Regions from separate parts of the Mus musculus genome. Here regions 1, 2 and 4 are each linked to region 3. A link is a loop called in an ENCODE intact Hi-C map of the cell type or tissue named here. Cell type or tissue: left cerebral cortex. All regions are shown on one strand. Links, peaks and the distances in the headings refer to the core of each region. The heading gives the core; the rest is flanking DNA. Region 1 overlaps Clmp (CXADR-like membrane protein). Region 2 overlaps Clmp (CXADR-like membrane protein). Region 3 holds the start of Clmp (CXADR-like membrane protein). Region 4 has its middle 30 kb from the start of Gm39319.

Evidence for each region. A loop is a pair of places that touch in the nucleus more often than their neighbours do. Peaks named below come from ENCODE experiments on the same cell type or tissue, not always from the same donor. Only the 100,000 strongest peaks of a DNase experiment are listed, where the experiment ranks them.
Region 1: a loop joins it to region 3, with 2.2 times the contacts of the local background. A loop is called at or near these places in 3 of 42 quality-filtered maps.
Region 2: it touches region 3 in a loop (2.8-fold over the local background); 4 of 42 quality-filtered maps call a loop at or near these places.
Region 4: it touches region 3 in a loop (2.9-fold over the local background); 8 of 42 quality-filtered maps call a loop at or near these places.

What each region holds. Positions count from the first base shown.
Region 1 is chr9:40,734,691-40,740,727 of GRCm38, forward strand. The region is part of intron 1 of Clmp (CXADR-like membrane protein); the gene reads left to right. Among named protein-coding and RNA genes, the nearest start is that of Clmp, 52 kb to the left of the region's middle. In left cerebral cortex, for the core only: no CTCF peak of the experiment used is centred there; a DNase peak (open chromatin) is centred at 2,620.
Region 2 is chr9:40,747,450-40,753,486 of GRCm38, forward strand. The region is part of intron 1 of Clmp (CXADR-like membrane protein); the gene reads left to right. Among named protein-coding and RNA genes, the nearest start is that of Hspa8, 51 kb to the right of the region's middle. In left cerebral cortex, for the core only: CTCF peaks have their summits at 2,127, 3,000 (motif pointing left) and 4,501; a DNase peak (open chromatin) is centred at 2,989.
Region 3 is chr9:40,682,650-40,688,686 of GRCm38, forward strand. It overlaps Clmp (CXADR-like membrane protein), which reads left to right and starts at 3,370. Exons shown (of 7, transcript NM_133733.5): 1 at 3,370-3,710. The coding sequence starts at 3,686. In left cerebral cortex, for the core only: no CTCF peak of the experiment used is centred there; DNase peaks (open chromatin) are centred at 3,345, 3,951 and 5,064; H3K4me3 peaks cover 2,027 bases; H3K27ac peaks cover 1,638 bases.
Region 4 is chr9:40,633,872-40,639,908 of GRCm38, forward strand. No RefSeq gene overlaps it. Among named protein-coding and RNA genes, the nearest start is that of Gm39319, 30 kb to the right of the region's middle. In left cerebral cortex, for the core only: a CTCF peak has its summit at 2,361 (motif pointing right); DNase peaks (open chromatin) are centred at 950, 2,366 and 4,722; H3K4me3 peaks cover 819 bases; H3K27ac peaks cover 634 bases.

The DNA of each region.
Region 1 (6,037 bases), core at 373-5,372, 52 kb after region 3:
ATCGCAGTCAGCCACCTGACTGTGAGGACAAACTACCCTTGTTCTCTCTCCAGCCCACGATGTTTCTAAGTTCTGGTGTTTTATGGGTTAAATATGAAGGCACTAGAAATTTCTGATCTTTTCATTTAATGTGATAATTTGTCAGAAGATAGCCCTATTATAAGTCAAGAAGCATCTCTTTTCTATGGGGACAATGCTTTGTGCTTCAAACAAGAGCTATTATAGTTAATCTTTTTTCCCATTGGATATTTTCTTTATTTACATTTCCAATGTTATCCCCTTTCCTGATTCCCCCTCTGAAAAACACCCTACCCATACATACCCCCTGCTCCCTCCCCCTGCTCACCAACCTACCCACTCCCGCTTTCTGGCACAGGCATTCCCCCACACTGGGGCATAGAACCTTCACAGGACCAAGGGCCTCTCCTCCCATTGATGTCTGACTAGGCCATCCTCTGCTGCATATGCAGCTGGAGCCATGAGTCCCACCATGTGTGCTCTTTGGTTGGTGGTTTAGTCCCTGGGAGCTCTGGAGATACTGGCTAGTTCACATTTATTATAGTTAATCTGATGACAGCCATACTAATGCTCATTCGCACATATTACAATAAGCTTAGGTCAGTGAAGGATCTTAGTAAATGGCAGGGAGGACTTCAGTTTGACTCCAGTCAGCTCAGGTGACCACTGGTGTTACACTGGGTTTTCTAATTGTTTTGATTTCTTTTTAATGTTTATGTGTGTGTACATGTATTCATGTGTGTGTTGAGACATGCTGTCATGTAGTCCAGGGTAACCTTGAACTCACTATGTAGGGAAAAGTGACCTTGGCTTCCTGATCATCTCAATGGTACCTTCTAAGGGCTAGGGTTATAGTGTATCCCACCATGCCCTGCTGCTCCTAACCTCACACACATAAAATTAAAAACCAAGAAGGATTCAAAACTACCTGTAAGACTCAAAATACTCTTTCCCATATTTTTTTTGAACCATTGTGGCTTCTGGGAAATATTTCTCTATATATAATTCACAGGGGAAAGTTAACTTTCTATACCTTTTACCTTGGAGGTGAAGTTCTTCCAGAGAAGGAAATGATCACTCCAACAGTACTCTGGAGGAATGCAGATTTTTGACATTCATCTGGGAAAGGAAAACAAATCTTTCCCCCCACTGCTTACCCTGTGTACCCTGACAATGTTTAGAAACAGCTTCCACTGAGGTCTTAGACTAGTCCCCTTCCCTTTTCAACAGCTCCTTCCTTGATCTAGACTCCTTGTTCCAGAATGCTCGTCCTACACCATCTGCCTTATGCAGGAAATAGAAATGGTGCAGCTAGCTTGGGGTGTTATCAAGGTGCTATTCTCCCCAACACTTAAGAGATGTCAGCCCACATAACAAAACAAGCAGAAGAGACTTTTATTCTCCCTCTTGACTTGTCAATACCATTTTCCTCTCTGTCTCTGTCCTCCCCACCACCTCCTCTCTATGTCTATGTCTCTCTGTTTCTGTCTACACACACACACACACACACACACACACACACACACACACACACACACACACACACACACGTCATATTTGTACAGGTGTCCACACGTGTCTATGGAGGCTTGGAGGTCTTGGGTGCTATTCCTCAAGTGCCAGTATGGATTTTTGTTTGTTTGAGGTAGAGTCTCCCACTGGACTGGAACTCACCAGTTAGGCTGACTGGCCAGTGAATGCCAGGGATTCACCTGTTTTACACTCCCAGCCCTTATGGGTTTACAGTAGATACCACCACTTCCTGCTATTTCACATGCGTTTGGAGGCGGAAACTCAGGTCCTGTGCTTAACAAGGCAAGGGCTTTACCAGCTGAGTGATTTTCTCCAGCCTCCATTTTTCTCTTTAATTCACACCACTTGGATGAATAAGAATTTTGCTTCTGATTTTGTCAAACCCTGACCAGAGAGCAGGGCAGAACTCTGGAGTCTTGGTTTCCAGGGGGCCACTTCTCAGGGAGTTAGAAAAGTCTCTGGTGCAGTAAAGATGTTGGAAACTGGTCCTGGTCCACAAGAAGATGGATCATCTCAAAGCCTTGTGGGACATTTACGTCCACCTGGAATCTCCCGCTCAGAGCCCAGAGACTCTTGTTCCAGAGAGAGGGAGAGAGAGAGAGAGGGGTGGGGGGAGGGAAGGGAAGGGAAGGGAAGGGAAGGGAAGGGAAGGGAAGGGAAGGGAAGGGAAGGGAAGGGAAGGGAAGGGAAGGGAAGGGAAGGGAAGGGAAGGGAAGGGAAGGGAAGGGAAGGGAAGGGAAGGGAAGGGAAGGGAAGGGAAGGGAAGGGAAGGGAAGGGAAGGGAAGGGAAGGGAAGGGAAGGGAAGGGAAGGGAAGGGAAGGGAAGGGAAGGGAAGGGAAGGGAAGGGAAGGGAAGGGAAGGGAAGGGAAGGGAAGGGAAGGGAAGGGAAGGGAAGGGAAGGGAAAAGAGAGAGCCATGAAGTGAAGTTCTTGTAGTCTCTCGGCTCCACCCCTCGTCCCACCTCCTCTTCTCTCTAATGGTTAGTCTTTTGCACCATCTACATTCCTAGGAAGGGAGAATTACTCTCAGTCTGCTTTTGAATGTTCTTTTCTCAGAGTGGGCAGGCTTCCCTGTGGCTTAGCGGTTTCGAATGCTAAACCCAGCAGGAGATGAAATTCAGTCCTTGGCGCTGTAAGTTATATTTATTCCTCTAGTATTTCGGGGCTGGAACTTCCAAGAAAGAAAAAGGAGTGTTCAGTTAAAAGGAAGAGGTAGGAGGATTCAATGGGAAAGTAGTGTCTTCTAAAAGCAAAGACAGCATTGACAGGAAGAAACCTGGGTTCAAGCCCCAGCTTGAACCTTACCATTAGGTTCCGCTATCTAGTTGATAAGGTAACCTGACTGGATAACAAGTAATATTGAGCAGCTAGGGATCTGATCTCCAAATAGCAGATCTTGTATTCAAATGCAGGTTATACCATCCAGCTACATGTACTTAGCCATTGACTCCTCTAAGCCTTAGTATTATCATCTGTAAAATGGGAATAAAGTTTACCTATCTCATAGGGTTGTTGTAAGGATTAAATAATATCCCTGGCAGTTTTAACAGGTGCTTCATAAAGCTAGCCATCAGCATGGACATTACATGAGCAAAAGCAATCTTGCTGTTTCTGTACACCTTAAGATTTGGTGTTTTTAAAAGGTCAAATCTTTATGATTTAGTTTCATATGGACAATTATTAAATTTATTTTTTTTCTTTTCTCTTTTTACTGCCTATTTTATTGCTTGTTTGTTTGTTTTTAAATCCGACCCCTTTCTTGGTTTATTGGTAATTTCTTAAATGATGTTATCTGCATGCCTGTGCTGGTACGTGTTCCTGAGTGCAGGGCGGGGCCCTTGAAGTTCAGAAGAGGGTGTTGGATCTCATGGAGTTAGAGTTCCAGGTGATTTTGAGTCACTCAGTGTGGGTGCTGGGAACCAAACTGGGGTCCTCTGCAGAAGAGGTTAAGGTGGCTCTTAACCTTTGAGCCTCACTCGGACCCCTTAAAAGTTTGTAAACATGATGCACATGTGTTGCATTTGTTAGATGCTTTTTCTTTCTTTCTTTTATTAAAAATAAGACAAGGCTGCCAGGAACTCGCTATGTAACCCATGCTGGTCTCAAACTCACTGAAATTAGTCATCTACTTCCCAAGTGCTGAGATTAAAAATGTGTGCCACCGCGCCTGGCTGTTAAACACTTTCTTGGTTTCTGGGGAGTTGTAGCTTTTCTTCTTTCGTCTACAAATGTAGGGGATTACAGTGATCAGGTTTTATTGTTTTCTTTTGGGAATTGGATGCAGCAAGTTTATGAAGCTCACGTGACCCGAGCATCGTCATCAGTGTTGGTTGCATGAACAGATCATATTGTTTTTTCTTTGTTCCTATGTGCCTGAGGGACATTGGTCTTTTTCCTATGTCTGGTATCTTTGGCTTTAGGCTTAGAATGACAGTGACTGAAATGTGTTGAGAAAGGCTCACAGTCTTCTAGTTTCTTAAAGACCACAGAATGCGTTTCTTGGGCTAGAGAGGTTGGCTCACTGGTTAAAAGCACTTGCTGCACTTCCAGAGGATCCAGGTTCGATTTCCCGCACCCACATGGCAGCTAGCAACATCTCTAATTCCAGTTCCAGGGGATCCAGTACCCTTTTCTGACCTCAGTAAGCCTTGTATGCACTATACACACACATACACAAGCAATATAGCCCCACACATAAAATAATAAAGTAAAAATAAGTTAAAAGAAAATAGAATTGGCTTCTCTGCTACTGGCAATTTGAGCTCTATGTCTAAAGGTTGAAGAGAACACCTGTCCATTACTTCTCTCTCCCCTATGTGGTGAGGCTTACTCATCACGGTGGAAAAGCAATGATTATTCTCAAAGTGGGACAGTGTAAAGATCTCATACAAGAAGGGTGTGTCTGTCCAGCATGTATAACCAACATGTGTCAAGCCCTGATTTTGATCCTCAGCATGGGAAAAAAAATCACTGTATTCAGAGATAGAATTATATATTCATAACTTCCTACATCTTTCCCATAGAAAATTTGTCACATTTTCATAGCTAGTATTTGATTATACTTAATCTATCCTATTGAGTATAATTAAATACTTGTAATTAAGTATTTTTTCTTTTATTCCTAGGTGTCTTCTTCAATTATAAGCTTTATAAGAGAAGAGACTAGATCTGTTTTCTTTGCTATTCATAACCTACCTCAAGAATAGAAAGTTGATATTTAATTAATTCATGAAGTGATAAGTGAATAAAATAACTAATGCTTTTAAATTTAAATGAACTCTCCCAGCCATTCGCATGTCCCTCTGAAAATTAATCAGGTCAGCTTATATTCATGGGATGCCTGTTGATGCAAATGTTGTGTGGGGTGCACGTGAGAAACGCCCCTGCCTGGGGAGCTTACTGTCTGACTTGGAGAAAGAAAATGGGAAATGGGTTTAGAAGATGGAGGGTGGAGAAAGGAGGAGCAGGAGTTCAAAGCCAGCCTGAGCCTGTCTCAACAGAAAAGGGAAGAGAAGGGGAAAGTGGAGGGGCAGTGTATCTACAGAGTATTATAGAGAAATGCGAGAAGAAGAAATCATGGTTTTTCTGGAAAAGGCTTAATCAGAAGAGACTTTCCAGCTCAGGAAGGTGAGATAAAGCCAGGGTTGGTAGCACACAAATTTAACCCTGGTACTTGGAAGACAGAAGCAGGTGGATTACTGTGAGTTCTATCCAGGCCTCTGTAGAGATAACCTGTCTTTTTAAAAAATTTAAAAAGGAGAAAGAAATGAAGATGAGGAGGAGGATGAACAGGAAGACGAGGAGGAAGAGGTGGTGGTGATGGGGTATAACAGCAGCATGGCTGTAGATAGAACTATGTCTTTGTGACGCCCAACCTGGCCCAGGACCAAGTAGCTGAGAACAAAGTCTCAGGAGCCTCCCTTGGGCCCTGCACACAGTTGTGTGGCCACCAGAGGTTGTTAAGTTGGACACTGCTTTGCCAGCTTCTCCACCAAAGTGTTTACTTTATTTTTTATATATGTGTATAGATATTCTACCTGCATCTTTATCTGTGTATCATTTGTGTACTTGGTGCTGCCAAGAGTCCGATCTCCTAAAATCGGAGTTACAGGCAGTTCTGAAATACCATATAGGTGCTGGGAATCAAACCCAGGTCCTCTGGAAGAGCAGCCAGTGCTCTTAATCACTGAGCATCTCTCCAGCCCCCATTCCCACTTGGAGGCAGGGTTTTACAGTATAGTTCTAGCTGGCCTGGACTTTGCTATGCAATCTAGTGGCCTGGAACACACAGAGACCCACCTGCTTCTGACTCCCAAATGCTGGGCTTAAAGGCACCCATCACTGCTCCTGACTCCAAGTGTTTCTTTAAGGCAAAGGAGTACACTTCTCCTTTCAGGATTCAGGACATAGTTCTGGACAATATGGCAAAGGCATGAGTCTTTTCCTTCTTTCTTTGTGTGCTTGATTGTTTTGTGTGTATGCCTAT
Region 2 (6,037 bases), core at 324-5,323, 65 kb after region 3:
AGATCATGTGAGGAAAACCATGAGTAAAGACAGCAGACAGCAGACAGCATGATGCAGTCCTTTGAGTCACTTGGGTGTGGGTCACAGGAGTGACTGGAAGAAGGAAAGTTCCAGAACCCACTTCCCTTACAAATCCTCCTCTGCTGAGACGGTCTGAAAAAAAAAAAAAGAAAGAAAGTGACTGAGGAAGGAGAAGGGGTGAAGTTCAAAGCAGTCACCTTCCGTTTTACCAGCTTTGATAAGAAGGTAAAATAAGAAAGATAGACAGACACTCAGACACTCAATCGAAGCTTTCATATGGATGTGGATTTCAGCCATTGACATCCCTTCAGTCCCTCATTGTCATGGGTCCCTAACTATATCCACTGTCACTCCCAGTAAGTGTTTTTTTTTGAATTCCCGCTTCTGTTCAGATCTCCTCCGACAGTAATAAAAGATTTAGATATGAAAGTGCCTTAACATTTGGAATGAGACCGAGGCTGTAAATAGATATGCTGAGGAAATAAGCCAGGGTAAGATCTGGATCTCTGTAAGTGTCATTCATAGTCAAAGGCAAAGCCTCCCTGGTCTGTGGGTTGACATAGGCATGCACACAGAGGACAGGGATGTGCATGTATGTGTTCCTGCATATGTGAGCCGGAATACACACACATACACACACACACACACACACACAGGATGAAGGAAAATCTCAAGCGTTGCTGTGTTTCTGAGTGGCCTGGTCTTTATGGGCAGGGTGATACCCTTCCTTTGGTCGTTATTTTTTGAGAAATGAGGATAAAACCTCTAGTGTGTGGTGCCACACACTAGAAACCCCAGCCCTTGAAAGGCTAAGGCAGAAAGAATGCCTGAGTGCGAGGCCAAACAAACAACAAAAAAGCTAATTCCTAGATAGCCGGCCAGCTTCCAGTCTGCAGTGGCGAAGCATGCGTGCCAGTCATCTTCCTCCTCCCCACTGCCACACTCTGACAACATGTCAGGATGAAGGGTCTCATGTGCCTGTGCTACGGTCGGCTTGGTGACTTAGGTATACCAAGCGGTCTGACTGTTAATCACAGCTTACAGCATGCCATCCCTTGTCATTTACAGCTGCTAGAATGTCAACCAATTCAAAGGCCAAAGTAGACCCAACCCTGTTTTTGATGTTCCCCCTCTGAGTTCTTAGAGAACTACCGGCCCTCAAATATGGTCATTGCACAGTGTGTGTGATTTGGTGTCTGTGTGTTTCTCTGTCAGGCTGTGGTCTTTTCATAGACAAAAGGGAATCCTCCACCCTTGACAGTGCCTAACACAACAAGAGTGCCACTTCGATTTGTGAACAATGATGTGCTCCTGTCACTCCGCTTTGGATGGCAGCTATGTTGTCAGAGTCCTTGCTGCTTTGTGGCACTCACAGAAACAGGGGATTTGGTATTTGTCTAAGGAAATGTGGTATCGGTCGGTATCCCCGAGTGTGTGATATACAATAATAAAAAGGTGGTGTTCCACACCACTGTCACGATCTCAGGACTGTCTCCCTGTGATTCATATTCTCAGCTATAATCAGAGTATGTCTGACACGTCTTGGCAGACTACCTTGATTCATGGCCTGAATCCATGACAGTGACTTAGATGACCTTCCACACGCCTGCTCTTGTTTAAGGTTCTAGAATCCAAATAACCATCATCTTCCATGATTTTATAGATAGGGTAGATTCTTGGCCTAGAACAGAATCTAAACTTCAAGGCTGAAAGTGCCTGGGGCCTTTAACTGACCTCTCAGCATCAGGGCAGATTTCTGTTGTGCTTTGTTCTTTGGCTTTTAATTATATTTAATGTGTGTGTGTGTGTGTGTGTGTGTGTGTGTGTGTGTGTGTGCTTGGGAAGATCAGAAGAGTTCTCTTGAAGCTGAAGTTATAGGTGCTGGTGAGCACCTGATGTGGATGCTGGGACCCAAATGTTGATTGTCATAACTGAGCAGCAACTGTTCTTAACTGATAAGCCAGTTCTCCAGCCAATGCTTTGGTCTTTTGTTGGTTGGTTGGTTGGTTGGTTAGTTGGTTGGTTTGGTTTGGTTGGAAAAGTTTACCTTTACTCTAAGCAATCCTCTTACCCCTACCTTCCAAATGTAGGCACTACATGCATGTGGCTCTGGCACAAGTTGTGGGTTTTATTGTTGTTGTTTGTTTGGTGTTGAGACACAGGGTTTCTCTGTGTAGCCCTTACTGTCCTGGGACTCACTCTGTAGACCAGGCTGTCCTTGAACTCACAGAGATCTGTCTCTGCCTCTGTGTCCCCAATGCAGGGATTGGCTTGTGCCACTGCCATCCATCTGGCTTGGGACAGGTTTTAGTCTTTTCCCTTTTTGTTTTTATGTCACATCTACTGAGTAACTTGTTTTGTTTTGTTTTTTTCTTATAATATATTCTGCAATTAAAATAAATATTTTTGGTCTTAGACAAACAAAGCAAACATCTGTTTTAGTTACAGAGAGTGAAATATTAATCTTGAGATGTTAAAATTCATTAAAACCAGGGGCTGGGGATATAGCTCAGTCTACGAGCACTGGCTGCTCGCTCGTACGGAGGACATAGCTTTGGTTCCCAGCACCCACACTGTGACTTGCAAATGCCTTAACTCTAGTTCCAGGGGACCCAGCACCCTCTTCTACGGCCTCCAAGTGAGCATGTGATAGATACATGTGATACATACTTACAGACAAAACACACAAAAACACAATTTCTTTTTTTATTTTAAAGTTATTAAAACACTGCTAATTCCCATTTCCTGGATAAATTTCCTCTGAAAGCCCTGCTATTTCCTAAGGTTTTCATTTGTTGCATGGGCCCTTGGGAATTAAGTGTGTGCAGTTTTAACACAAGACACCACATGCAGCAAAGTGCTGATCAAGCCTAAGCCCAGGAGAGTCTATAATTCTTTGTCAGTTATGAGCTTTGTTAGGAGAAACCAAGGTTGGCTATTTGTTAATTCTCCCTGAGTGAATTCTGCCCCCTTGTGGATTAAAACATCTACAGAGCAGAAAGGAGCACTGTAACCCTATAGATAAGTTCCTTTCCAGTCTTTCCAAGAACACTGGGAAAGTGAAGGACACAAGGAAACAAAACTAGACCCTTAGTGTAAACCGTAAGAGCTCAGAATGGTGACGAAACACACCAGCATGCAAGAGTACGTGTTTTTCTGTACTTTATACTCTTCATGGCATAAATTTGCTGAGTATATATTCTTCATAATGGCAAATGCTTTGAACATTCAGTTTAATGTTAACGTAGGAGGCTCCCCTTTGCAGCCTCTGACTAACCCTAGGTGGATGAGAACTTTCCTGAATTCCGCAGCTCGTTCTGCTGTCAGGCAGCACTGCTAACAAGTCTATCAACATATTACCTGCAGACTCTGGGTGTAGCTCAGTGGCACAGTGCTTGCTCAGCATGTGCCAGGCCCTGGGTTCGTTCCCCAGCACTGCAAAACAAAAGCCCCGCAACACCGACAAATGAGCCCCAGATATTGTTAATGTCTCTTAAAAGGGAACCACATGATTCATTCCGTTATCTGTGATACATACGGGAAGATGCTGGAGATCTCCCAATGTATCATTTTATGGTTGAATCACTTAGGCCATAGGGCTATAATCCTGCCCCAAAGAACAATCCCCAACTGGCCAATGAGGTGACTGGTTTTTTTGGTTTTTTTTTTTTTTTTAATCTAAAGAAGCCCTTTTTCCCATATGAAGAATTCACAAATATAAATGGCACATCAAGTTTTTATTTTAAAAGATCATGATGGGGCCGAAGAGATGGCTCAGTGGATAAAGTGCTTGCCATTCAAATGTGAGGATCTGAGTTCAGTCCCTAGCAGTCATGAAAAACACAAACCAACAAAGCTGGGTACAATGGCATACACACTCTTGTAATTCCAGGGCTGGAGAGGTAGAAACAGGCAGGTACCTCAGGGTTATTAAACTGCCAATCTAGCCTACTGGGTGAGTTCCGGGCCAGTGAGAGACACTGGGGGAAAAAGAAAAAGGGTTGATTTTCCACTTCCACATCCACTCAAACCCATGAATACCACAGGTACACATACCCCTCCCCCTTGCACACATAGACATAGAAAATCATGTTGAGTATGGTTAAAAAAAAAATTGGTACCCATAGGTACTGGTCCAGAGGAGGTGCCGGTGAAATGTAGCATCGGATAATGTGCCATTGAACTTATAAGGTTCATTTAGCTGCTTTGCTCGTGGACATCCATGAACCCTGACGCCGCAATAAGTTTGGAGGCTAAGAACTCACAAGAGTCTCATTTAACTCTGGTCATGGGCTGGCAGCACCGTAAAGTGGGGGGCGGGGATGTTCACTCAGCTGAGGTTGCAGGCTTTTCACCAAAGTCACTCATCTCTCTCTCTCTGATCTGGAGCCAGGATGTAAGGTGAGCTACAGACAGGTCAGCAAGTCACACACTGATTGACACAAAAGCCATGAGGAGCCCTTCAGACACATCCGGTGCTGCCCCCTGCCTTCCCACACAAGAAGTCCTGTTCATTGTCATTTTGTAAATGTTTTCCCCTCTGGGTTGAAGGATTATGCATGCTGTCCAAGGGACCTACAACTGAGGTCTAGCCTCAGCCATCTTTTCACTCTTTATTTTGACATGGAATTTCACTGAATTGCCCAGTAACTTGCTGGTCTTGTGGTCACACTATTAGTCCAAGCAAACCTTGACAGTGTGAGCTTCCTACTTCAGCTCCCCTTGTCACTGGGATTACAGGCCTGGGCCTCCAAGCCTGGCTCTTTTGCCATCTTTTAAATATTTGGGAAGACAGATGTTAGACTGCCCTGTAGTATTCTGTCCTGCTGACTTTCACCTATAATTGTGCTAACTGTACTTTAGACATGACTCTCCAACTTCATCACTTCCTGCTTACAATCCTCTGACAGCAAATTTCTATTGTTTTTTCCATCAAAGCCTCATCCAGCTTTTAATGCCTAGCACTGCACATAGCTGTGCTTAATGTAACGGCTTGGCTCCTATAAAATGCAGTGGGCTGTCACTCCTGTGTCTGCAACATCATACTGCCAGGAGTGCAGCCTTGCGCTTAAATTCACAGTCATATCAACCAGTGGTCCATTAAACTCTTATTTGATTCCAGGTTCCGACCCTGTACTTGTGTCTGGATGTAACTCCCAACATATCTCTATCAAAGTTCTCTTTCTGTTTGGCTCAGACTCCCAGCTGGCAAGACAATTATGTATCTACCTCCAGAGTGCCCAATGAGATTAACTTGTCTACCTAGCTTGGTGCATACATAGTTAATAGAAATGATCTGTTTCCCACTGTACTGGGGTGCGGGGAGGGTGACCAGACGGGAGCTATCTCCATGGTGCTTCCTATAAACCACATGGCTTCAGTTTTTGCTAAACAGAACGGATAGCATCAGTTCACTCTGTAGTCACTGGCCTCACTTGGGACGAGGCTTTGGAAGGAGCTGAGTTAGTTAACTGTTAAAGTAATTGAAGGTAGCCAGGCGTGGTGGCGCATGCCTTTAATCCCAGCACTCAGGAGGCAGAGGCAGGCAGATTTCTGAGTTCAAGGCCAGCCTGGTCTACAAAGTGAGTTCCAGGACAGCCAGAGCTATACAGAGAAATCCTGTCTCGAAAAACCAAAAAAAAAAAAAAAATTGAAGGTATCATTAACCATCAGCTGTCTGAGGGCCATAGGGGACATGAGGCCCACGTCTTTGTATTCCTAGTGCCATCTGCACTTGGTAAGTAAAGAGAACACTGGAAGTTCTTAATGTGGGCAGCCACATTAAATCACATAATAGCCAGCCTGTCACAGAGCGGGGAAAGGGTGAGTCCTCATCCCTTCTTTCTTTCCTCCCTTTTTGAGACATACATTCACTGTGTAGCCTTAATTGACCTGGAATTCATTGTATAGGCAAGGCTACCTTCAAACTCAGAGATCCACCTGTCTCTGCCTCCAATGCTGGGATTAAAGGTGGCCACTGCCACACCTGACATGAGCTTTGGCTTTGATCAGCCTT
Region 3 (6,037 bases), core at 620-5,619:
TCACTCCAGGCTGTCTCCAGAAGCTCTACTTTGGATTTAGGTCAGTGGCAAACCCCTACCCGAGGAAGATGCATCTGCTCCCTAGTGGCCCAGGACATTGGACTTGTGGAGAGTGAGTGTTAATCTCAGCGTGACCTAAGGACCTGGGTTAGTGATTAACAATCTGGGATCCAGGGAGTCTTGATAGCCTCAGCTTGGGTGATATGGACCTAGGCACACGTCAGCTGCACTTACACACGTCTGTCTTCAGGCACACATCTCTCCAGCCAGAGCAGCAATAGTGAGAAAGATAGCAGTGTGGTAGAAGCCATGCTTTAGAACCGTACAGAATCAAACCACACCTCTCCTAAGAAGGGACGACGAGGGGAAGCCAAGGAGAGGGCATCCTGAGGCTTTTGTCCTGTTGTTCCTACTTTTTGGTGTGTCTGAAAAGATGTCAAGCATTTTTTTTTAAGCTGTGGATTAGAAATATCAAAAGAGTATCTTTCCTTTAGTCTCCTTCCTACTCCCTCAGCCTTTACGAAGAATTCATTTTTCAACATAGTTGTGGATATACCCTATTAGATAAGTGATTACAAATGGAAAATTTGCCTATGGTGCCACACACACACACCTTTATTCTTAGCACTCTGGAGGCAGATGCAGGAGGCTCTCTATGAACTTAAGGCCAGCCTAAACTACATTGTGAGTTCCAGGCAAAATAGGGCTATCCTGTCAGACTCTTCCTCAAACACCCCCCCACACACACACACACCACAAACACACACATACAATCACACACATGCATATACATACACAATCACTCCTACACATAACACATACACATATATACACATACTCTCTCACACACACATATATACACACATACACACACTCACATACACACAGGCACACATACACACATATACACACATGCACACATATATATGTACATATATACATACACAAACACACATATACACATACTCACACACACATATATACATACATATACACACAAACACACACACTTATACACACATACACATAAACACACACTCACACATACAAATACAACATATACACACACAAAAATACACTCATACACACACAAACATACATCTCAACATGTACTCACACATTCACATGCAGAACACACACACACACGTATATACACTCATGCACCTACACAACACCTACACACACAAACATACATGCTCACATACATACATGCACATACACATATAGAACATATACACACACAAACACACAAGCATACACACACACACATTTACTCCAGAACGAAAGAAAGCTTTTAAATATTTTATAATATAAATATAGTGTTTTTAAATGCTTGGTTTTTAGAAAGATATTTTAATATTTCTGAGCTGGAGCAGGACATTTCACCCTCCTAAGAGATAGTTTCCTTCCCTCTAAAACAGAATAAGAATGCCCATGCATGGAGTCTGGGTTGGATTCTCAGGACAGAATGTGGGGAAGGAAAAGAATATGGGGGAGGGGAAGGGTTGGAGCTAATATGCTAAAACCCCAACAACTCAGGCTTTTGACAACACTTTGGTGCGATGTAAGAGGTGCAGTCTCTCCTAGACTCTGCTTTTCTCGCCTGTGAAATGGGACTGACTTTCAGTACAACTGGGAAGGCCTATGCCAGTCCTAAGGGGCTAAGAGAGCCAGAAAGGAGCTGGAGGGGGGCAGCCTGCCAGCCTCTGAGGGGACTGTTAATTGCTCATATGAGTTATGATTAGGCTCTGGCCCCAGCCCCCAGTCTAGGTGGTGGGACTAAAGGTGAGTGGCAGCAGCCCCAGCCAGTCCTCCAGGGACATCCATAGGCTGGGACTACAAAGGACTGATCTTTTCTGCAGTGCCAGGAAAGGTGCCAGGACGAGCTCCGAGCCCTTGAGCCCTGAGCAGCCCCTGCTGCTCTTCTCTTCTCTGGTCCTTCCTCACAGGAGGTTAAGCACCAAGGGCGACTGGCTCCAGGCTCTCCTCTGGGGGCCCACCAGTCTCTTGCCCTCTGCCCACCTCCAATGCAGTGTTCGTGGGACAGAAAAAGGAGATTTATTCAATCTCATCAGCCTCGTTGAGAAGAGGGAGAGAGATACAGTGGCCCGCTGCCCCAATCCATCTTCTGTGTTCTGGACTAAGGCTTAAGTAGAACCCAAGTTCATATCTAACAGATTCCCAATCAGGAAGTGGTCTGCCCATCACCTGCTTCTGTCTCTCTAGTAAGTTGGTCTGACAAATTGTAAATTCTTTTCAAGGAAAAAGTTTTCTCTCTGGCTGACCCAGGCATTAGACTCTTCCTTCTCCCAACATGAGATTGGGGGCGGGGGGGGGGGGAGTCCAGCTTATTGGGATTCATTATTTTAATAGTCTGATGGACAGGCTGAAGGATGCAAGTGTCTAGCGCTAACTTCTTTATCCCTGCAAGGCTGGTTACACTTAGCTCGGGCTGTCATGGAACTCACTAAATAGCCCAGGGTGGATGTGAACTCCTGACTATCCTCCCGCCTCAGCTTAAGGCATCACTGTTTCCTTGAACTCTGGATTCCCACTTCTCTAGGAGAGTGGCAGGCTCAGCTCTATGCGGATTTAACAGCACTTGACTATGAATAGCAAATGCAAAGGCCACATGTGAGCCGCAAAGGGTCCAAACAAGGAAGCCTGAAGAACTGTTTTAATAACCCAGTACTGCACAAACTATTTATATGGTGCCCCTAGTGATTTCATACCGACCTAACCAGACCTGGAAGGAGAAGAGAAATAAGAGGCTGGGGGAAACAAGAAGAGAGAGGAAGAAAGGAGGAGACAAGAGCAAGAAAGGGAACAAGATCTGGTGTAGTGATGCGCTCAGCACTAGGTATATCTATGTGAGTTCGAGACCAGCCTAGTCTACATAGACTTCCAGACCAACAAAGAGCTACAGAGTGCGACCCTGTCTACCACCACCCCAGTCATCCTCGGGAGGGGGAGGAGAGAGAGAGAGAGAGAGAGAGAGAGAGAGAGAGAGAGAGAGAGAGAGAGAGGCATAAAGCATTGTGAGAGACAAAAATATACAAAAGAGCAGAGAGATTAGAGAGATCAAGGAGAAAAAAGACAGAATTGAAAAGGCCGCATCCACCGGTTCTTGGCCCAAGTGCTGCGGATTCTCTCCTGCACCGCATCAGTTGGCACCGAGCGCCCCCCTCGATCACCCCGGGCCGCGGCCCTCCCTCCCGGGTGGGAGGTAAAGCAGCCCCAGCAGCTAACCCCAAACGCAGAGAGGGAGGGCGGGAGCGAAGAGAAGGGAGGGCGAGGGGAGGGATGGAGGGAGGGGCTGCGGTAGGAGGCAGCCGTGTGGTTCCAGCTCATTTTTTTTCCTCTTTCTCCAGTCGGTTTTCTTTCCAAACAGGGAAAAGTGTTCCACGAAGCGGTAGCTCCTTGCCGCCTCGCCTTCTCCTCCCTAACCCTGGGCCCGGCCCCCGTCCCGGCGCGAGCTGGTGGAGCCAGGGCTAGAAGCCCTCGGTGCCCCCGGAGCGCAGCGCGCAGGGGACCCGGGCGCGGGGCCAGCGCCCGCACATGGCTGCAGCCCCCCGCGCGCACCCCGAGGCGCCGCGCCCTGCTCACAGAAGGTCCGTCGGCTGGGCTCGGTCGCCCTGCAGCCAGGCTGCGCTGAGCCGGGAAGTGCCCGTGTCCGGAGATCGGGATGTCCCTCTTCTTCCTCTGGCTAGGTGAGTGCCTTGGGGAGGGCGGGAGTTTGGATGGCCCTGGGGAAACGCCACCCTGCGTTTGGGTGGAGACCCGCCCTCAGCACCGTGGTCCCCGCAGTCCCGGAGTGCGGCAACCACTCGGTCTCTGCCTCCGCGCCACCGAGGGGCGCATCTGGCAGCCGAGGACCGCCCAGTCGGCCATCGAAATGTCTCACACATCTGGGCCCTCCAGCCAGCTACGGGGTGGGGGCGTTTCCTGGTGGAGTTTGGCGGAGAACCGTTTCGTGGAGAGGGTACTTTTCAAGCGCGTGGTTTGGTTTCAGGAGTACCAGGGGAAAGTGGAGAGCTGGGGAGGGAAGGTTCATCCAGGGTTTTCTGTGCCAGGTTTTGAGGGTGGGGGGAGCTTTTTGTTTCAAACAGGCGCCTCTGAGCGCTCAGATTAGAAACAGATGTGTTGAAGGGGAAGAGGGAGGGAGAGGGAGGAGAGAAGGAAGAAGAGAAGGGTATAGAGGGAAACAGGGCAGGGTGAAAGAAGCACCAAAAAGCCAGGTGACCCCAGAAGATGCAGGCTGAACGCGACCCAGGGAAGGAGAGAAAGAAAGAGCCAGAGAAGCAGAGAGAACGGAGGACAGGAATGTGAAGACAAGCCTGAGAGAAGGGAGCCTGGAGTCCTTGAAACCAATGCAGCAAAGGAGGCAACAGAGGGAAAAGCATATTCTGCCCCTCCTGAACCTGGCTCCGGGGCAGAAAGAGCCCTTCTGGGTGGTCCTCATTTAGGACCAGGCGGGTCTCCTGAGGCTGGGATGGGGGTGTGGAGGGGTGCCCTAAGACACAGGCTGGCTGACATTCCTGGGCTGGACCTGGCAGCTTTGTGGGCCAGGGCACAGAAGGGGTACATGGAAAGAGCTGGAGGAGGTTTGTGAACCTGTGAGGGACCAGGCCCTTGGAAGGCAGCAAGACAACTGAACAAAGTCCAAGTGTGTGTGTGAAGAAGCAGGGCTCTTGTCCACCTGGAGTCAAACCCCAAAGTTAGCAGGCATTCAGAGTAGGGTAGGCGTGGTTGCCCCCTGAGGCTGGCAGAGAAGTAACCAGCGGATCCCGAACTGACTGGCCAGGTGACTCTGGGCAGCTCCCTATGTAGAGCTTTGTTTGCTTAGCTCCCCCCCCCCCAAAAATGAGACCGTTTTTCGGGCATTTCCAGGCCTGAGAGCCAGTATCTCCATGAATTAGATGGAGGCTGGAACCCAGAAAAACCAGCAGAGGTGAAGGAGAATTGAAAAGCCACTTGGCATAGTGACTACAGCTTGTAGACAGTCGCTGAAAACTTACACATTGGTTGGCATGCCCGTGTGCCGCCCCCAGGCTGATAGCTGCTAAGGCATAGAAAGAGAGAGAGAGAGCTACAGCCCAAGGAGAGAAGGGGAGGGGCTCTTTTCCAAGCTCTTTGAGATATTGGCCAATTGTTGCAGCACAACTGGCATAGCTAGATGGCACCTTTGTCAGCCTCCCAGAGGCACCTCTAAGCTACCAATACTCAGATGTGTAGTAGAATCAAACTCAGAACTACCTTATTGGAGCCAACTAGCCTCTGAGTCCTTTTTATACTGAGTACTTTCATGTGAATGAGTTCATTAACGCCTCTGCTCTTCGAGTCAGCCCTACTGGATACCCGGTAGGCCTAAACTCATATTGCACATGAAGAAAGCAAGGTGTACAGAAGTCAGGTAACTTCAACAAAGCCACAAGCTCACGATGAACAGATGTGGGATTTGAAGGTAGACTGCACATGGTGTGCCATGAAAAATGAACAGTGACTTTAGTTCAAGTGGTTGGAGTCAGCTGGTAGGTAGGCCTGGATGTGACCCTTGATGGCAGCCATTCTCTCAGTTTATGAGAAAGGGTCTGACTGAGGCAGAGATCAGAGGACATACTTATTCACTGTTTCTTCTTTATTTGCTTTTTAATTCCACTTTTAGATGTACTTACTTTCCATGTGTGAGTGTTTTGCCTGCTTGTGTATATGTGTACCGTGCATGTGCCTGAAGCTCCTGGAGGCTAAGGAGGGCATCAGATCCTCCAAAAAATGGAGTTATGAATGGTTTGTAGTTTGGAGGTATGGATGTGTGCAAGGAACCGAGCCCAGTCCTCTGCAAAGAGCAACAAGTGAGCTATCTCTCCAGCCCTTGTTTCTTCTTCATTAAGTGCTTGCTAGGTGTAATCACTTCCTTGATAAGGAAAGTAAGCAGCTGGATTAATTCCCCACATGCTTGCTTTCTTGGGCACTCTCACAACTAAAGACTGGGAGGAGAGAAAGAATGACTGGCCGTGAATTCACATCACTGAACCTC
Region 4 (6,037 bases), core at 433-5,432, 49 kb before region 3:
ATTACTTTGTATAGTCTATGCTGATGAGTACAAATGATGACTTGGGCTGGTTTTGACCAAGTTTCTCTTTTCATGATACAGCTTCCACCACACATGGTAAATCTCTGGTGTTCCAGACAGTTGGGGTTCTAACTTGAAACCTCTAAGAAGGAGACCAATTTCTAGGCCAGGAAGGAGGTCTCTAAGCTGGGTAGTTTTATATCAATTTCACACAAGATGGAGTCATTTGAGAGGAAAGAACCTCAGTTGATAAAATGCTTCCTCTAGCTTGTCCTATGGGAAGCCTATGGGGTGGTTTGTTTTTGGTTTTGTTTTTTAGGGCCCAACTTACTATGGGGAATGCCACCCCCAGGTCCTGGGTTCTATAAGAAAGCAGACTGAGTAAGCCACAAGAGAAAGCCAGTAAGCAACATTCCTCCATGGCCTCCCCAGCAGCTCCTGCCTCCAGGTTTCTGCCTTGAGTTCCTGTCCTGACTTTCCTGGATGATGGATTACAAGGCACAACGTAAAGCAGAAATGGTGCACACATCTTTAATCCCAGGACTTTGGAGGCAGAAGCAGGCAGATCTCCGTGAGTTTGAGGCCAGCCTGGTCTACAGAGTTCTGGGACAGCCAGCATATAGACGTCCTGTCCTGCCCCACCCCTCCCACAGACTTTATTCTTCAGATTGCTTTTGGCCATGGTGTTTATCATAGCAGTAGAAACTTTAAGAAGATAGACCCTGACCTGGCAGCAGGGTTGCAGGAGGAACTGCTGATACCACAGTCTTACCAGATTCCATTCATGCTGAGACCCACTACGTGAAAGACGCCCTGTCGATTTTCGGGATGTTAAAAGCAATAGACACAGTCACACAGTGAAGGGAGACGAGACTCACAGAGCTGAGTCAGGGCATTCATGAGGCAGCTTCTAATTTTTTTCCTGATTAGAAAAACCCACAAGAACCATTCTGCCACAGAAGCAGATGTTTCATGCTGCCATTTAAAAGTCTGTCTGAAGTCATACAAACATCGTTTTTAACAGTTCCAAAAATGTTTCAGCAACACCAAATTTGTCTGTAAGAACTCCCTCCCACAAAGCCCTCTTCAATATCTCTGATGCATGGGAATTTGACAACCCAGCCCATCTCCTTCCTAGATGAATAGCAGTGGAGGTCAGGGGTGAATGGGGGCTTCTCTGTCCAGGGAGCAGGAATCAGAGCCACAAGGCATCACTTCACTTCGTGAATCACCAACTCCAGCGTCTCACAGCAACTGGCCATTTCCACAACTTAGCCCACTCCAGCTCCATCAGCCCAAACCCATTCCTTCAACAGTTCTGGAAGTCAAAAGGCAGTGAAGGGAAAATCTCTTGTGACTCCTAACATCCAAGTACTAGCCAGGGCAGAACATGTTTAGCTTCTAGGATTGGCGCATTCAGGCTGGTAGGGCTTGAAGATCCACTTACATGGGCATGCATATTTGGAACTTGTATCCTTTGGTATCTGAAGAAAATTGTTTGTTTGTTTGTTTGTTGTGGTTTTGGTTTGGTTTGGTTTTGGTTTTTTGAGGCAGAGTCTCTCTCTAGAGTCCTTGCTGACCTGGAACAGATATGTAGACCAAGCTGGCCTTGAACTCAGAAATCCACCTCTCGAGTGATGGGATTAAAGGAACTTTCCACCATGCTTGGCCTTAGGGCCCAAAAAGAAAACTTTTGTTCTTTTCCTGCTCTACAGGAAAACAGTAGATTCAACCCCAACGAGGCACAGTCCACAGATCTATGAAAAATAAGGTGAACCGGCTTAAAGGGGAAAAAAGAGGAAGGACAAATCGAGGCTGAAGTTACTTTGAGTTGTAAATGTGAGCTCTGTTCTCTGGATTCATCTGGTTTCCCTGGGGGGCGCTGGGGTCCGGCCCTGCAGCTGAGGAGTGCTTCAGAGAGCACAAGGTGAAGTCATAGAGTCTCACTTACCACAGTCAGTGAGGCTCAGGTGTTATAGTTCCTGCACGGGAGTAGTGTGAACGTGAGTGTGCTGACTTGAGAAACAGAGCCCGTCTTAAGAGTCAAGGTGAGCTTTTCAATTTGGTTGGCTTTGGTCATTCACATCATAGATAGATGTTGGATATGACTGACAAATTCTCTATGAGTTTCAATAAACATAATTCTTTTGTCAGAACAAGAAGTGGAAAGACTTCGAGGCCAGCCTGGTCTACAGAGTGAGTTCCAGGACAGCCAGGGCTCCACAGAGAAACCCTGACTTGAAAAAACAAAACAAAACAAAACAAAACAAACAAACAAACAAAAAAACAATCTTTCACCGCAAAGAATGTTCCAGAATGCACTGTTGGAGCTATGACTCTGCAGTTCCATGTATGTCCACCAGGTGGTGTCAGAATCGCTTGCCACCCTGCTGGGTCCACTCTACAGGCTGTGGGTGATAGAAAAAATTTAGCAGAAGGCAAAGATGAAGTCCTTATTCCCAGGATGCTCACACTCAAAAACTTACCTGCTCACCTCTAGAAGGTACACCAGGAGGAAAAGCAAGCAACAATTTCTGCATATATTATGACTTCTGGAACCCACAGTAGCTTGTTATAAGTCATTCCTAGTGTTCACTAGACAACAGGGTAGTTAGTGTGTGCCTATAATCCCAGGACAGGAGGCACAGGATCCCATGCAGCTGGAAGCCCGCTTGAACTATCCTGGACTCTGTATCAAAAAAAAAAAAAAAAAGTGTGGAATGGGAGGGGGTGCGAAATCAAAATTTGAAAATCTTCACTGAAGAAACAAAGAAGTTAACGATGGAGCCAGACTATGACCCCAGGACAAATATGCTGAGGGATCTGAACTGGGACTTTTTTTTTTCTTGCCCCAGACCTGAAACTTCCACACATAACTGCTTCCCGGAGCACATCTGGAACATTCCAGAATGTTTCCTTGCCCCCAGCTGCTTGTATTAATGAGACCTCGTGCCGTTCTCATCCCCTGACCAGCCTTCAGGAACAAAAGCACACTGCCCTTCATTTCTCCCCAGAAGCCATGTACAGCTGAAGTAGCACTCCTCTACCCCCACCCTTTGTTTTGTTTTGTTTTGTTTTGTTTTTTTTGGTAATAATATGAAACCTTAATCCTTTTTATCTCCTTTGTTTCTTCCGGCAGTAATGGACATATGGTTGATAATATGTAACATTTAGTGTTGCAAATACTGTTAGAATCATCAACAGGGGCAAGATGGCTATTGCCATATGGCTTCCAACTTAGAAGCCCTTTGCCCAGGGTGTGGGGAAGCTGACCCATCTTTAAATACATGGGTGTGTGCTCATGTGCATGTATGCATGTGTGTTGTGTGTGTTTAGATTTCTTTATGAGTGTGGGTGTTTTACCTACATGTCCATATGTGTATCATGTGCTTGCCTAGCAATGCCCATGTTGGTCCTAGTAGGACATCAGACTCTCTGGAAATGGAGTCACAAAGGTTGTGAGCTGCCACGTTGGTGCTGGAAATACTACTAGGGTCTTCCAGAAGAGCATCAAATGCTTTTAACCACTGAGCCACCTCTCCAGTCTCCAGAGGCCTTGCCCCCACATTGGTTCATGATCATAAAAGCTAGCAGGCAGCTGTCAGAGGAGTTATGGATACAGCAGCAGCTGGCAGCACATGTATCCAAACCTGTGGGTGGGTGGGTAGCTGTCGCATCGTTTTTTTCAGATGAGGCTAACGGAATTTAAGCAGCTAATTGCTCCAAGGCCTCAGGAATGGAGAATGAAAAGCATCTACAGAGAATCCCAAGAAGGTAGCCAGTCTCTGGTGCTGCCTTCCAGAGACTGCATCTCTCACCTGCAACCTGAGACAACCATCAGAAGCAAAGTCAAAATAGGACTGGGGGGCGTGGCTCAGCTGGTAAAGCTCCTTTACAGAGGCATAAAGACTAAGCTTGGTCCCCAGCACTTAAAAAACTAGGCACGGTGACCTGCCCCTCTCATCTCAGTACTGGGGAGTCATGGCCAGGTAAACCCCTGGAGCTTACGAGCCACCCAGCCTGAATGAGCCCCTGGTCCCAGTGAGAGAGCTGTTTCATAAAACAGGATGGGTGGTTCTCAATGAGCAGAACCAGAGGTTAACCTCGGGCCTCTGTGTGAATGTACACACATGCACACACGTGCTCTCACAGACACACACACACATACACACACACAAACTAAAAAAAAAATAAAAATAAAAATAAAAAAACCCACTGAAATACTCCCTGCTTGGAGAATTGTCCCAAGCTCCTCAGGACTCAGGCTTCTATAGATGACAGATGGTCACACCTTGTCACTCTTTCCCAAGAGAACCAGAGACACAAAACCAGTGCTGTTTTTAAAAGCATAATAAGAAGGTTTTATTTAAAAAAAAAAAGTGAAAGGTTGTCAAAAAGCAGAACAAAGCTGGTCCCTGAGACAGATCAGAAACCCCTCCCCCTCCCAGAAGCCATCCCCTCCGTCTTTTCACCCTCCCCATAATTAAATCATCTTCCTCCCTGCTGTTGTCGGAGCGGCAGCCTGGTCACGTGACTGTCACTTTACAGTCCGCGGATGACACTGCTTTTGATTCTCACTCCAAGGCATAGTGACAGCTCATTTAGAATCAATCAAACATTTATTAGCAGAGGGGGAGCCAGGGGCACGGTCTCCAGTGCTGCTCTCTCCAGTTCTGTGCCACAGGCAAGGACAGAATCAAAAACTGCCTCTCGGCGGGGATCGGGAGGCAGGTGGGGGAGGGGAAATCTCCGCCTAGTCTAAGTGCCGCAGAGGGTCAAGGCCTGCGGGACCCCGCTGCCCCCGGGCTATGGATTTCATTCCCACCAATCTGATACCCTTCAATTCCCTAGAGGCTTAGAGACAATGAAAGTGAAAGATTTCATCCCAGGGAGGACTGGAGAGCCACCACAGCAGATGAGCTGTAATCATAGGTCTTAGGCCGCTGGGGCTGCTGTAGGGAGACCTTTAGACTCAAGTGACACAGCTTTATTTCTTCTAGTGGGGGGATGGGTGGCATAGGAGACTGAGTGTCAGTGGCTCCAGGGTCTGGTGAGGACTCATTCCTTAGCGATCTCTTTGTATCTTCATCAGGCATAGAGAGGGTTCACACTGTACACACACCCACAATCTCACCAGCTAAGACCACCTAAGGACACCCACTTCCTAATGCCATCACTTTGGGAGTGAGAGTTTAAACATAGGGACTTGATGGGTACTTGAACACACAAACCACAGGAACTGGAAAAAATACATTTAGAACTCATGCTTGGCCAGGCGGTGGTGGCGCTTGCCTTTGATCCCAGCACTTGGGAGGCAGAGGCAGGCAGATTTCTGAGTTCGAGACCAGCCTGGTCTACAAAGTGAGTTCAAGGACAGCCAGGGCTATACAGAGAAACCCTGTCTCAAAAAATTAATTAATTAATTAATTAATTTGAAAAAAATCAAATAATAGAACTCATTATTGAAGCCCGACTACTGAAGAAACAGGGTTATTTGACCCAAGTTACTTCCAGGCAGAAGTGCTTTAAAGCCCAGAGCATAGTATGTAAACTATAAAGAATGGAAGAGAACTGGGGGAGGGCTTTCCACAGTGAACTTTGCTCGGTGGAACTAGGAAATGCTGGAGATTGACATTGGATGTTTTCCTCAGTTGTTTCCTGTCTTCTTTGGTTGGTTGGTTGGTTTTGTTTTTGATATAAAGTCCTTCACTGATTCTCCAGCTGGCCTCTCCTCAGGGATCCACCCAACCCTGGAATTACAGATTCACACCACTGCACCAAGGTCCTGGAGCTTACACAGTAGGCCTGCAACTGACTACACTCTCCCCTCGCCACGTGTGACCTCATCTTCACGGCATAGGAAGTCTCGTGACAAGTCCCACAGCACCCTTCTGGTATGCATAGATAATCTCAAGCTCTGTGACATAGTTGAGAAAGTGAATGAGTGAAGAATAAATTGTTCAATGGACCCAATAATATCATGAGCACACTTGGGCCAAAACTAACGCTCAGTTTTCTCCCTCCGTGCCCTAGTTTC